Regions from separate parts of the Homo sapiens genome. Here all the other regions are linked to region 3. The links are chromatin contacts, found by Hi-C or POLR2A ChIA-PET in ENCODE. All regions are on one chromosome and are shown on one strand. Each heading gives the region's core, a stretch centred on a gene start or an enhancer-like site at or near the end of the contact. The rest is flanking DNA. Distances are from core to core; before and after follow the strand shown.

The links. Hi-C counts contacts between places; a loop is a spot of excess contacts on that map. ChIA-PET counts read pairs that join two places held with the same protein, here RNA polymerase II (POLR2A). Pooled maps may share reads with other maps.
Region 1: a loop to region 3 is called in a pooled map, with 4 times the contacts of the local background. The contact joins two enhancer-like sites. A Hi-C loop is called at or near these places in 1 of 168 maps with a recorded cell type or tissue (posterior vena cava), 2 of 37 single-sample maps with no recorded cell type and 4 of 50 pooled maps. POLR2A ChIA-PET finds 5 or more read pairs at or near these places in 5 of 52 experiments (HepG2, K562, OCI-LY7 and 2 more).
Region 2: a loop to region 3 is called in a pooled map, with 3 times the contacts of the local background. The contact joins two enhancer-like sites. A Hi-C loop is called at or near these places in 2 of 168 maps with a recorded cell type or tissue (esophagus muscularis mucosa and posterior vena cava) and 4 of 50 pooled maps. POLR2A ChIA-PET finds 5 or more read pairs at or near these places in 2 of 52 experiments (H1 and activated T-cell).

What each region holds. Positions count from the first base shown.
Region 1 is chr16:81,542,427-81,546,742 of GRCh38, forward strand. The region is part of intron 1 of CMIP (c-Maf inducing protein); the gene reads left to right. Among named protein-coding and RNA genes, the nearest start is that of MIR7854, 11 kb to the left of the region's middle. Within about 2 kb of position 1,990, at least 4 of the 41 ENCODE cell types and tissues checked have a DNase peak (open chromatin) inside an H3K27ac peak, as active enhancers do.
Region 2 is chr16:81,566,614-81,570,930 of GRCh38, forward strand. All of the region lies in intron 1 of CMIP (c-Maf inducing protein), which reads left to right. Among named protein-coding and RNA genes, the nearest start is that of MIR7854, 35 kb to the left of the region's middle. Within about 2 kb of position 1,863, at least 6 of the 41 ENCODE cell types and tissues checked have a DNase peak (open chromatin) inside an H3K27ac peak, as active enhancers do.
Region 3 is chr16:81,467,835-81,472,037 of GRCh38, forward strand. The region is part of intron 1 of CMIP (c-Maf inducing protein); the gene reads left to right. Among named protein-coding and RNA genes, the nearest start is that of CMIP, 25 kb to the left of the region's middle. RefSeq lists an enhancer at 1,997-2,497. Within about 2 kb of position 2,202, at least 14 of the 41 ENCODE cell types and tissues checked have a DNase peak (open chromatin) inside an H3K27ac peak, as active enhancers do.

The DNA of each region.
Region 1 (4,316 bases), core at 740-3,239, 74 kb after region 3:
GATTGGTAGCATGGCGTGCGTGATCTTGAGAGGCAGGTGAAACTGGCCTGCATCTGGGAATAGGGTCTGCAGGAGTGTGTTTTTCTGGACCTTCATCTGAGGGTCGTATTCTCCATCTGTGTTAGATTGGGCTGCCATAACAAAACACCATAGACTGGGTGGCTTAAACCACAGGCATTTATTGTTTCAGAGTTCCAGGTCAAGGTGCTGGCCTGGCTGGGTTTGGGTGAGGGCCCTCTTCCTGGCTTGCAGACAGCCACCTTCTCACTGTGTCCTCACATGGTAGAGAAAGAGAGCACTCTGGCCTCTCTTCTTATGAGGACATTTATCCTGTCATGGGGGCCCCAACTTCATGACCTCCTCAAACCCTAATCACCTCCCAAAGGCCCCACCTCCACATACCATCACATTGCAGGGTCGGGGGTTCAACAGAGGAATTTCCGGGAGGCACAAACATACAATCCATAGCACCGTCCCTAGCACGGAAGAACAGAGAGAAGGAACGGTTTACATTGCAGCAGTATGTAGCTTGACTTGTGGCTTCACTCTCTGGGGGATTGTGAATTCTGCCCCAGGCCTAGCGAGAGGCCGCTTGGGAGCCAGTCCGTTCCACGGGGTGCTGGTCTGAGCCCTGCCCGCTGGAGCCCATGAGGTGGCAAGGGCCCAGGCCTGGCTGGTGGCACTGTGTGTCACTGCTTTTCTGCTGATGGCTTGCTGTGTGGCCTTGAAGTTGCTTCGCTCCAGGTGAGCGCATCTGAGAGGTGGGCTGGGTCTGACTTTGGGAATCTGAAGACTGTGTGGTTCTGAGATGGCAAAGTGACACCTGTGGGCCAGCTTCCTGGCTGGAAGACACCCTCTCCTCCCTTCCCTAATCATGTCCAGTGCTACACGGCAGCCGGAGAGCGCTCTTTGTTGGTCCCGTGAGAACATTCAGAAACAATCATACCCACCCCTGTAGCTGGCTGCTTATTGCCAAGGCGTTGCGTTGGCTAGTGTCCCCACATTGAAGTTCAGGGCCGCCCAGGGCTCCCTGCTGCGTCCTGGGCCAGCCTGTGACCTCCCTTTTCCAGCAGAGCAGCAGGACTGAGGGCGCTGAAAGGAAGGGGGGTCAGGGTCGTGGGGGTAAGATCTGACCCTTGGAGCCAGACAGCCTGTGTTCAATTCCTGGCTTTTATCTATGACCATGGGCTAGTCACTTCCCCCCGTTCCTCAGTTTCCCCACCTAGAGCTAAGGTGAGGATAAAACAAGCTACTATCTTAGAACAGTGCCTGGCTTCTATATCAGGCCTAACAAAGGATGGGGATTTAATTTTCTGAAACAAAGAGAAATTTTTATTTGGCTCAGGCAGTCTTTCCTTCCAAGGAGATAACTAAGTTTGAGTCATTGTTTAAAAAATCAACTTCCACTAGTCCAGCTATGACCCCTGAAATGCCTTCCATTTCACCTTCTACTTTCTGTCTAAAGAAGAGGGTTTACTGAGCTAATTGCAGGTCTGAATCGTATTATCGGGAAAAGGTTTATCTTACTTGGGAGAACACAGCTATTTTAAGGAGCTTTAGCACATTTTTATTGCATCCACCTGGCATGAGAAATCTCCATTGTGAGCCTCCTTGGGGTACCCATTCCCATTAGAAAACAGTTCATCAGCCCAGAAGAGGGGAAAGGAGAGAGAGAAGGAAGGGCAAACGCTGGACACGCAGGGGTCCCCCCGCCCCAATTATCCATCATTTGTGGGGTTCCACATGCACCTAGTGCACAGTGAGTGTGAACTCACGGAGACAGACTCAAGTCATGTGCACGCATCCCTTTTCAATGTGGGTGCTGGGCAGAGGGGTGGCTTCAGCTCTCAAATGAGACCGAGGCTGGAGGGTCATGCAAGTGAAAAATACTCAATTTTTTAATTGCAAAGTCTCTTTGGTGCTATGTGTGTGGCGTGAACACGTGAGGGCATTATTTTGAAAGAATTACTGATAGGACTCTGTCTCATCCTCAGGGGGTAAGTGTGTGTGTGTGTGTGCGCGCACACAGGAAACCTCTTGTTTTTAAATATTTCCTTCTCCAAACAGCCTGCCGCTGACCTTCCCGGCCTCTGTGTGGCTCTCAGGCCACCTCCTTATTGCTATATCTTGGAGCCTAAGGACTTCTATTTCTGCTCTGGGTCCAGTGCAGGGTGCCAGGACCACCACAGGGGTGCATGTGTGCATGTGTGTGTGCCTGTGTGTGTGTGTGTATGTTTGAATATGTGTGGTGTATGGGTATTTGTATGTGTGTATATGTTTGTGGAATGTTGTGTGTATATGTGCATGTGTGTGTGTGCGTGTATTTGTGTATGTGTGGAGTGTTGCGTGTGTGCACGTGTGTGTGGAGAGGGTGTATGTGTGAGATGTGTGTATGCCATGTGTGTGCGTGCATGGAGGGCTCTGCTTCCGGTTTCTGGGGTTGAGTAACTTTATGAGTGGTACTTAAAACCCTTCTGTTGTCCACAGGACAAAGTTCAACCCCTCATTTTTTTGGCAGAGAAGGCTGCCAAATTGGGGCCAGACTCAATCTTTTCATTTTCATCTCCTGCCAGTTCCTTACCAGACACCCTGTGCTCCAGCCACAAACGACCTTTTGCTGTTGCCCAAAAGAGCCCATGATCTTGTAAACTCCTAGACTCCTAGAAGATGCCAGGCCCACAGCCAGGGTTCCCCTTTCCGCTTTCCCTGCTCAGCTCATACTGGTGCGAAACTCTCCCAGGCCTGCCCTCCTCCCTGCAGGGTGCCTTAGCTTCTTCCATCCTTTGAGACAGGCTGACCACAGGTACTGTGGTGTTTGATTTAATGCATTCGTTATCTCAGGATTTGCTGCGCTTCTAGAGAAGTCCTGCAGACGAACCCGTCCTTGTATCACCAGCGCCTAGCATGGTGCCTGGAAGAGGGTGGGTGCTTGATGCTTCTCGCAGTGAAGGAGCAGAAGCTTAGGTTCTGTACTAAGATGATGCTTATATTGTGTAGCTAAAAGGGACCGTGCACACAACAGTGACAACATCAGTAATAACGTTTACTGAGCGTCTCCTGTGTGAAGAGTCCCTGTGCTCAGTGCTCTATGAATGGCATTTAATCCACACAGCTTATGTGGCGAGCTCCAGCATCCTCCTCCATCTACAGATGGAAGCATGAGGCTGGAGAGAAGTGACTTGGTCCAGACCACACAGCACGGGGCGGACCTGCGATGCTCACGGTAAAACTAGGGCAAGTTACTACTTGACTGATCTGCTTCTGTTCTAGAATCCGAACCCTCCTCAGCATTGTTTCCAAATGATGGTGGTTTTCAAGCTCCAAACGCCCAGCTTACCTGGGCATAGAAGCCTTCCTGCCGGCCCTCCCGTGGGCCCCAGGGTCTTTGCACAGGATTTTCCACACACAGTACAAGTCTGGGTCTCGGCTGAATGAGCGAGCACGGGATTCCCACATGCCTGTAAGAGAATTGCTAAATTTGCTTCAAGCGGTGTCACCCCCTCACTGCAGGTAGATCTAGTGAACTCAGGGAGAATCCACCGTGACCTACATCAGAAGGAAGTGGGACGGGGCGGTGGGTGGGGAAAACGCAAATGGCGCTCGCTGTGAATAGCAGTGTTGGAGAACATCACAGCCAGCAGTCGAGGATGAAAGGCATTTGATTTATAATAGACTCTCAAATTCACCCTGGTTCTTACGAGTTATCGTGTCTCCTGAAACCTCGTGGGGGCATCCTGCTGCTGGGGCCAGGAGGCAGGGAATGGCAGCCCAGGGAAATGAGGAATCCCGATCCTTCTCTCTGAGTCAAGAGAAGACAGACTTGCCCTACTTCTCCCATGGTGTCCTGGGAGAGCAGGAAGAAGGCATGGAGAAGGATGCCTTGTTCGCCGGCGGCAGAAGCTCCCTCTCAATGCCAGGCAGGACAGAGCCAGCATGTAGGGCGGCGGTCCCTTTAGCAAGAGGATGAACTGGGCTGGAGGTGCACTCAGAAATCCACCCAGAGGGAGTTTTCCTTTTCATGACAGTTTTCCTGAGGCTTGGTGGGGAAGGAGAAGAGGCTCTCAGTTGCAGGCGGTTCATTCATTCACCCATTAATTCATCTAACTAATAGTTACTGAGGGTCTGTGTCCCAGGAACCGAAGAAAGCACAGGTTACAGCAATGAGCGAACACAGTTGTGTGTCTCCTGCCTGCAGGTAGCTGCGGCCTCGTGGAGAAAATTGAAGTCAGATGATTATCGTGCGGGGTGAGAAAGGAGGGTGAGAACCAAGTGCTGTTCACTCATCATTCATTCATTCTCTTGTTCAGGGGGTGTGG
Region 2 (4,317 bases), core at 613-3,112, 98 kb after region 3:
CCTGCTTCTCCTAGGACCCAATGATTCTACTCCCAATTCTGTTCCCAAGAGAACTGAGTGCTTCTGTCTACTAACAGACATAAACAAGAATATTCAGAGCAGCCTTAGTCATAGTAGCCTCCAACTAGAAACAACCCAAGTATCCATCAACAGTGGAACAGATAAACCAATTGTGGCATAGTTATACAATGGAGTACTACACAGCAATGAAAAATAAACACCATGGATGAATCTCACAGATATTATGTTGAACAAAATAAAGTAAAATGAGTACATAGTGTATTATTCCAGTTATAGGAAGTTCAAGGTCAGACAAAACTACCCTGTAGTGATAGAGGTTGGAATGATGGTTACTTCTTGAGGGAATTGCCAAGAAGGGACATGAGAGAGCCTTCTAGGGTGCTGGGTGGTGGTCACATGAGTGTGAGCATTTGTCAGGCTGTATGCTTGCCATCAGTATGTATGAGCGACTTCTCGTACCTCCTGCACCCAGAGACAAGCATCCTTCAGCCATACAGTTTCTGTGGATGCTCACTGGGTCTTCGGAGCCATGTGTCCGGCTGGGAGGAATTCCCACATCGAAGTCCGAGGCTTTGCCGCCTGGCGGAAACCCCGCACCACGGGAGCTTGTGCTGCTCTCAGGGCAGCTGCAGACTTCCCTGAAGGGACTTGCTTGTCCTAGAAGCATGTCATGCAGTGAGACACCGCTGCTACAGGGCGGAATCCACTTCTTTCCATTCTTGGATGTGGCATCCGTGGCAGGTGTTGGGAGGGTGGCCTGGCCACATCCTCACCTTCCCCGGGCCCAGGAGCTCCAAGTCAGGCAGTATTTGGGCCTCAGGAAAACAGTGTGGCCTGGAGGGAGGCAGACTCACTTTGGGAATTCCCTTGCTGCACAACTTTGGGTAAGGGATGCCACGTCTCTGGGCCTCAGTTTCCACTTCACACCTTCAGGGATGGTGTGAGGATCACCCAAGAGACCACATGGGAAGTGTCGGCCCCTTGCGTGGCTAGAAGCTAGGCTGAAAGTCCCTTTCCCTCTCACAGTATGCCACGCCGCCCTCAGGACCCTCCTGCTCTGCCTCTCCATGCGCTGCTCCTCTGCTGTGTCGTCTGCACAGAACTGACCACCTTCTAAAGGGCATTTGCCTTATTTCGTCCCCGCTTCTTGTCACCTCCCCGAAGCGCAGAGATTCTTGTTTATTCTGTTCACTGCTGTATATCTGCAGCCCTGGGCACGTAGTAGGTGCTTGATAAATAGTTGTTGACTTGACTTGTTAGCAGCTGGTAGAAGCTTCCCCTAATGTTTCATTCTCCAGGCTTTATTTTGAGTGAAGTTGAGGCCAGAAGGCCTCAGTATCCTCTTCCAGGGATGCTGGGAACTGTAGACTGGATGACCGTGAGCTTTTCAGTGTGTGTGTGTGTGTTTTTTTTTTTTTTTTTTTTTGAAGCTGGAAGAAACTGTACAGAAAAGAGGCCCATTTTGCAGATATGGAGACCAAGGTCCAGAGGGACCAGGGCCTTGCCTTCTAGGGCACCTTTGATGGGAGAATCCGTAGGCTTGATGTTGAGGTCCTTCGGTTTGTCTTTCTGCCTTTTCATTGCAACTCCAGGGGGAGAGGGACCCTCTGGCCTCACCCTTGGCTCTGACCTCAGTGCGGTCAGTAAAGTCTGCCTTTCCCTCTAACTTTCACCTCTTTCTCCCCACTGCCTACGTGCCTGCCCTCTGCCCACTGAAAGTGGGAGCATCAGAAGGGAGCTGTGCCCCCAACCCCCATGTGAGGGACAGATCAGCAAAAGCCTCAAAGTCCGTGGGCCGTGTGTCTCCCATCTCATTGTGGCTGGGGCCCCGGGCAAGGGCACCGTGCCTCGGGAGTGAGTCACTCTCTCTCTGTGCCAGGCAGGAGCTCCAGGGACTAGGGGTGACCCAAGAGTGAAGGCCTGATGGGGAGGAGGACCCGGCATGACAGCCCTTGGCTTGCTGGGGGAGGAGAGTGGAAACTTTTACATTTGTTTCTCGCTTTCAACCCAGTAAGTAGGAATCAGCCTAACAGATCAGCAAGAGCCTCAAACCTTGGCTCGTTCTGTTCAAGAAGACAGAAACCACAAAGGCAAGGAGAGCTGGAGTTGGCTCCATAACAAAGTGACCCTTGAGCGTGGAAAAGCAGACCAGCAACCAGCCTCGCCATAAACCAGTCTGAAAGGCGAGTGGGTGACCTGGGAAAACGCACTTGTGGCCCAGTTGACAATTGAAGGGTTAAATGACCTTAATAAGCCGAAGTAGCTGTGAATCAGTGAGAAACTGTGACTGCCTCAAGGGGAAAAGGTGCAAAGAACAAAAGAGAAATACAGTGAAAAACTGTCAGCTTCTCAAAAATCAAAGAGATGTAAATTAGAACAGGGGGTGCAGTTTTTCACCTGGAGAACTCGCAGAGGTTTAAATAAGATCGTACATTTTACGAAGAAGGCATCTGTAGCACCCTTATGAATGCTTTCCCTTCTGGGTGCATAATCGCCCTCCTCTAAATTGGATGCTCTTGGGGTGACCTCACCTGGTTCTCTCTCCCCATCACCCTGTATCCCTTGAGAATATCTGTAGTGACAGCTCCTGAGCACCTGTTGTGTATCATGCATTCTATACATACTGTCTCATTCTGGGGGTTCCATTGTTCCACTTCGCAGAGGCAAAAACTGAGGCGCAGAATGATGAAATGACTTCGGCGAGGTACCCCAGTAGGTAATGGAGCTGGCATCTGAACCTAGGGTAACCAGCCTCAAGCCCGTGCTCTCCTTTTTTGCTTATTTTCCACCACTGTTTGGTCCCTGGCTCTCCCAGAGGGACATGGCACTGGCTGGGCCTCAGGGGATCCTGGCTTCTCTTGAATTCAGTGTTACCTTCCAGCTGCCGAGACCTGCAGGAACTGATTCCACAGGACAGTCCTGCCAAGGAGGCAAGCGGGCCAGAGAGAGGCGGCAGCAACTTTCTGACAGGTGCCGGGGAAGTCCCGATTTGCAATGCTTGCCCGTTTCTACTGTGTAAATACTTACACTATGGCCAAAGTGAGATGCTTAAATGCAGAGTTTGGAAAAGATGGGCACAGTTGGCTTCTGGGAGCTGGAAAGAGCTGGCTTAGCCATAGCTTCACCACTGCCCAGGTGGGTGACTTTGACCTGGTGTCAACCTCTCTGAGACTCGGTTTTCTCATCTGTAAAATGGGAGCAGTATTTGCTGCATAGGGTGGTTGATTGTGAGGATTAAATGAGTGAATGTGTGTCTAGCGCCTGTACTGTGGTAGGTGCTGTCTAAGCGTTCGTTATGAGTGCACTTAACTTTCATTCATTCATTCATTCATTCATTCATTCAGCTTTCACTAACTTCTTCAGCCCTCCAGCATCTGTCTGTCAAAGCCAACTGTCCACCAGGCCTGTGCTAGAATCTTCCTTTTCCCTCTCTCCCTTGGAGTATCAATGGGGGAAGGGGGATGGCCTCACCCCTTCTGCAGACGGGCTTGTCTGGATCCTTGTTTGCTGTGATTTGAGCCAAGGACAGCTGTAGTTTTTTTGTGTTTTTTAGAAATTTCCACTTGTGTGGCTGCCTCCCTTGGTGTAGCCACAGAGGGGGTGGAGAAGGCGCATCCTCTGGGGGTCGTGGACCTTCCAAAAGCCAATCCTAGCACCCCGTGTTGTCAGTTTAGAGGCAGTGGCCTGGGAACTGGCAGTAGACTTCCGGGATGGCTGTCGTGGGGCCAGTGCTGTGCGGGGGAAGCACACTGGCGGTGAACCTGGCTTGGCTGCTTCTCAGTGGACTGCCTTGGGCAAACCACTGCTCCGTTCTGAGCCTCGGTGTATTTTTTTAGTCTATAAAATGTGCTAACAATGGCCTCCTGGCAGGTGGTGGGACCGCTAGTTTTGAAGAAGCCGAGGTGGAAACGCCAGGGAGCCCCACCCTACCCCTGTGGGACATTGAGAGTCTCCAGACTGATCCCCTTCTTCCTGGAGGCCCCAGCAGGTCCCTGGGAGGAGAACCAGGGATGGCCTGAGGAAAGGCTCTCCCTGGCAAAAACGCGGTCCTGTTTGAACTTGGTTCTCTGTTAACATGTGCTGAAAGGAGACGCCGGTGCTCTGTCTCTAGCGATCCCTGGTTCCAGGTCCCCATTCTGTTCCCAATCCAAGCCTTTGGGTCGTTAGTCCTCCACCAAGGCCACCAGTGATCAGGACCTCTGTTTCCAGAGCCCTCCTGTGTCCCAGGTGCGTGACTGGGACAAGTCTGAGAAATGATCACAGCCCAGAGGAGCCTGCGGACACGTGATGATGAAA
Region 3 (4,203 bases), core at 952-3,451:
CCTCCCAAAGTCCTGGGATTATAGGTGTGAGCCACCGTGCCTGGCCTTCTTTTTTTTTTTTTTTTTTTTTGAGGCAGAGTATTGCTGTATTTCCCAGGCTGGAGTACGGTGATGAAATCACGGCTTACTGCATTCTCAACCTCCCAGACTCAAGCGATCCTCCCATCCCAGCCTCCCCAGTAGCTGGGATCACAGGAGTGCACCACCATGCCCGGCCCTTGCTCCTTTGTTTCTAATGTGGGGCTCCTGTGGTCCTCTAGTCCAGGTGAACAAGTCTTTGAAATGCACGATCAGGGGCAACCTTTTGGGTAGCTTTTTGGAGCCCAAGATAATGAGCGGGCTTTCCTGGGCAGGGGCCAGAGGGCTGGGGAGGCAGAAGGCCATGGTTCTCTATGTTCATCTCAGGCTCCCAAGCCTGTCTTCAAGATAAACTGTAAAGTGTGCTCACTCTCCCACTGCCCACTCAGACCCCCAGGTGATGTGTCCGTTTTCTGGAAGTAGAGCGCAAACTCAGAGAGAGGCCGGGGCTGGAATTCCAGCTCTGCGGCCCCATCTGCATGAGTGTCCCTCTCCTTGCGGGTAAATTGAGGGCAAGGATGGAACCTTCCGCACCTTGTAGGGTGAGAACGAAGTGAGAAGTGAGCAGATATGCCCCAGGCCTCTCGCAGGGGCCTGCGCGTGCCGTGCCCTCTGTGCTTTCAGAGTGTTCTCTCATTCAGCAGTTAGGCATCGTGCCTGAAGCATGCCCTTATGGGGCACCTCCTGGGTACCAGGCATTGTGCTAAGGGTTGGGAGTGTGGAGACAACAGCATGGGAGAAGAGAGTTATGGACAATCGGTTCCAGTGCCCGCAAACGAGGGTGACTCAGGGTGGGCACTCGTGGGAAGCAGCAGGGTCCCTGGAGAGAAGGCTGCTGATCCAAGAATGGGTCCGCTCAGGCCAGGAGGAGAAAGCAGGGAGGAGCTTTCTGGGCAGAACACAGCATTGGGAAAGTCCGAGGGGCCTGGTGAGGCCTGGCACACGCTCCATAGGCCTCAGGTGTATTGAGTGGGCTGGGGGCTGGTGGAATTGTGGAGGGCGGACGCAGTGAGCTGCCTGCATGCTGGCCTTGGGACTTTGGACTTCAACATGGAAGCCGAATTACAGGAAGGCCCCATGAACGTCTTGTTCTTTCCTACTCCGCTTTGAGAGGACCTAATTCTTTGCCCCGATTTGGATCAACCTTAGGCCCAAGAACCTGGCAATGGCTGAGCTGATCAGGAGTGTGGGGCCCAGTTCGTTGCCAACAGGGAAATGTCCTCTGTCCCTCAACCTTTGACGTTGGTGGGGAAACCCAAAGGGGCTGGCAGCCCTTGGGGTCATTCTGGACTAGAAGCATCTAGACCCAAGATAATGCAAAGAATTGTCACGTATAGGAAAACTGGGATCAGCCCAGGCCAGTAATCAAAACAGCATGTTGGAAGTTCTACCTTGGGCTCTGCCACTTGCCTGCTGTGTGACCTTGGTCAAGTAACTTCACCTCTCTGAGCTTTTGTTTTTCATCAGTACAATGGGGCAGATAGCGGTACCAACTCCATGGGCTTCTGTGAAGGATTCAGTGAGATAATGCACATCTGGTGTTAGCCTTGTGTCTGACACAGAGAAAGTATACAGGAAAAACAGAGGGCTCTTATTACTGCCGTTACCACTGTCATTGCTACTGTTACCAAGATTACAGAGGAGGGGACCTGACTACACCCAAGGTCTGAGGGGCCAGAGAGGGCTTCCCAGGGCAGGTGACGTCAGGCTTTGGAGTCAGACCTTCTTAAGTTCAGGCTTTGCCTGAACTGTGGATTCACAGTTCTTCAGAGAACTCACTATGTGTGACATTGGGCAAGTTAGTTATTGAAATTAAGTTGAGCATGTTATTTACATTCTGATTACGTTAGTTAAACTCTACCTGGAAAATGGGATAATAACACCCGACAGCCAGGCTGCCGTGGGAGTATCAGAGCCACCAGGCCAGTTCTGTTTGAACATTTCCCTGAATGTCTTGGAGGATGGGATGGGGAGGGATGAGGAGGGCCTTCTTTGGGGTCCTCCTGTCTGCTGCACCCTTGACCTTGTCTGGTGTCTGACAGCAGCAGCAGGTAAAGAGCAGGCCTCAGTGATCTCCTGCATTTCCTCTGGCCCTCACTGGGAGCTCTTGCCTTGCCTGACAGTTCACCAAGTACTGTGTACTATCTTGTGCAGAAATCATGAGCAGGAGGAAGAACAAACCACTTCCTCTACAACCTTCAGATTTATCAGACACAACTTTTGACAGTTTCAGTTTAAAGAGAATTTCAAAAGAAGATGTTGAAAGCAATAGGGAAATAAAGCGGCCCCTGGCCTCAGCTCTCTGCTGCTTCCACATTTGAGACAAAGGCGCCGCAGGGATGCTGGGAGAGAGCCCCAGCGGTTCAAGAGGTGCCCCATCCAGGCGCCCCGTCCAGGCAGCTTGGGTCCAGAGCCTTCTTTGCACGTGCAGCCTGCTGGCTGTGGTGGCTGGGGTTCTGGGCATCTGCAGGGTGCTTTTCATGTCCTGGGAGTAGTGGCGTTTGCACAGAGGCCGGGTCACAGAGACAGATGTTTCAGAAGTTTGACCTCAAAACAGCTTTCTTTTCCCTTGGGTTGTCTGGAGAAAGTGCTAAAAATAAGGCTGGATCTGAGCAGGCGCTGCTGACAGGCCACCTGGAGGTTCGAGTCCACCACGAAGGTGGAGTCTTGGGGTTATACTGGCTGGAGCCATAGGAAATTGAGATTTAAAAAAGCTATTAAAAAGATTATAAATGAGATCTTGCTGTGTTTCCCAGGCTGGTCTTGAGCTCTTGAGCTCAAGGGATCCTCCCACCTTGGTCTCCCATACTGCTGGGATTACGAGCATGAGCCACTGTGCCCAGCCAAAATTGGGATTTTGTAAGTAGAAAATGATTAAATATTGGTTCCATATAGTTTGTAAGTAAACACAATTCTTGACTTCCTCATGTGATCTCTTCGCTGTAGCCCTGAAACTCCTGAGATCAGTACAAAAAGAAATCCTTTCTTGGGAAAGAAAAGGGAGTGTTATGATTGGTGTACATACACATAGGCACACACATATGCATACACACATGCACACAGGCACAAACGTGCATACACACATGCACACAGGCACACATGTGCGCACAAACATGTGCATACACACATGCACACAGGCACAATGCGTGCATACAAATATACCCACATGCACACACACGTACACATAAATGCATGTAGACATACTTGTGCATATACACATATACATGCATACATATGTACATATACACGTATACACATAGGCACAATACATGCATATAAATATACTCACATGCGCACACACATACATGTACACATACATGCACACATAGAAATACATATACACATACCATATATACTTGCTTGTACACACAGGCACAATATATGCATATAAATGTACCCACACGCACACATATGCACACATAAATATGTATAGGTGCACACATATGTATACATGTATGTGTATACATGTGCATATGCATATACACGTACAAATGCATACACACATACATGTACATGCACATACATTTGTACATGCATATGTACACATACACATGTATGCAGACATGCACACAGATACATAGGCATACATATACACATGTGCAGACATGTAATACACATACCAGTGTACACATACACACATGTGCACACACACATGCATACACAAATACACACACACACACAGTTATACAGTAGTCCACTCTCATCCTTGGGGGATATGTGTCAAGATTCCCAGTAGATGCCTGAAATGGTGGAGAGTACTGAACCCTACATAGACTCTGTTTCATCCTACGCGTACATACTGGTGATAAAGTTTAATTTATACATAAAATAAGGGTGACTTGAACACAAGCACCATGATACCATGGCAGTGGAATTGAGTACAGAGAGGGCTGCTGAGTGACTCACAGGCAGCTAGGACATGCAGTGTGGACAAACTGGACAGAGGGAGGACTCACGTCCTGGACAAGATGCAGCAGGACAGTGTGGGATTGAAGACTAAAGAATTGTCTGGAATTTTCCACCTAATCTTTTTAGACTGCGGTTGACTATGGGTCACTGACACTGCAGAAAGTGAAACCTCAGCTCAGGGGGCACTGCTGCAGGTGCACACACAGATTCACGGAC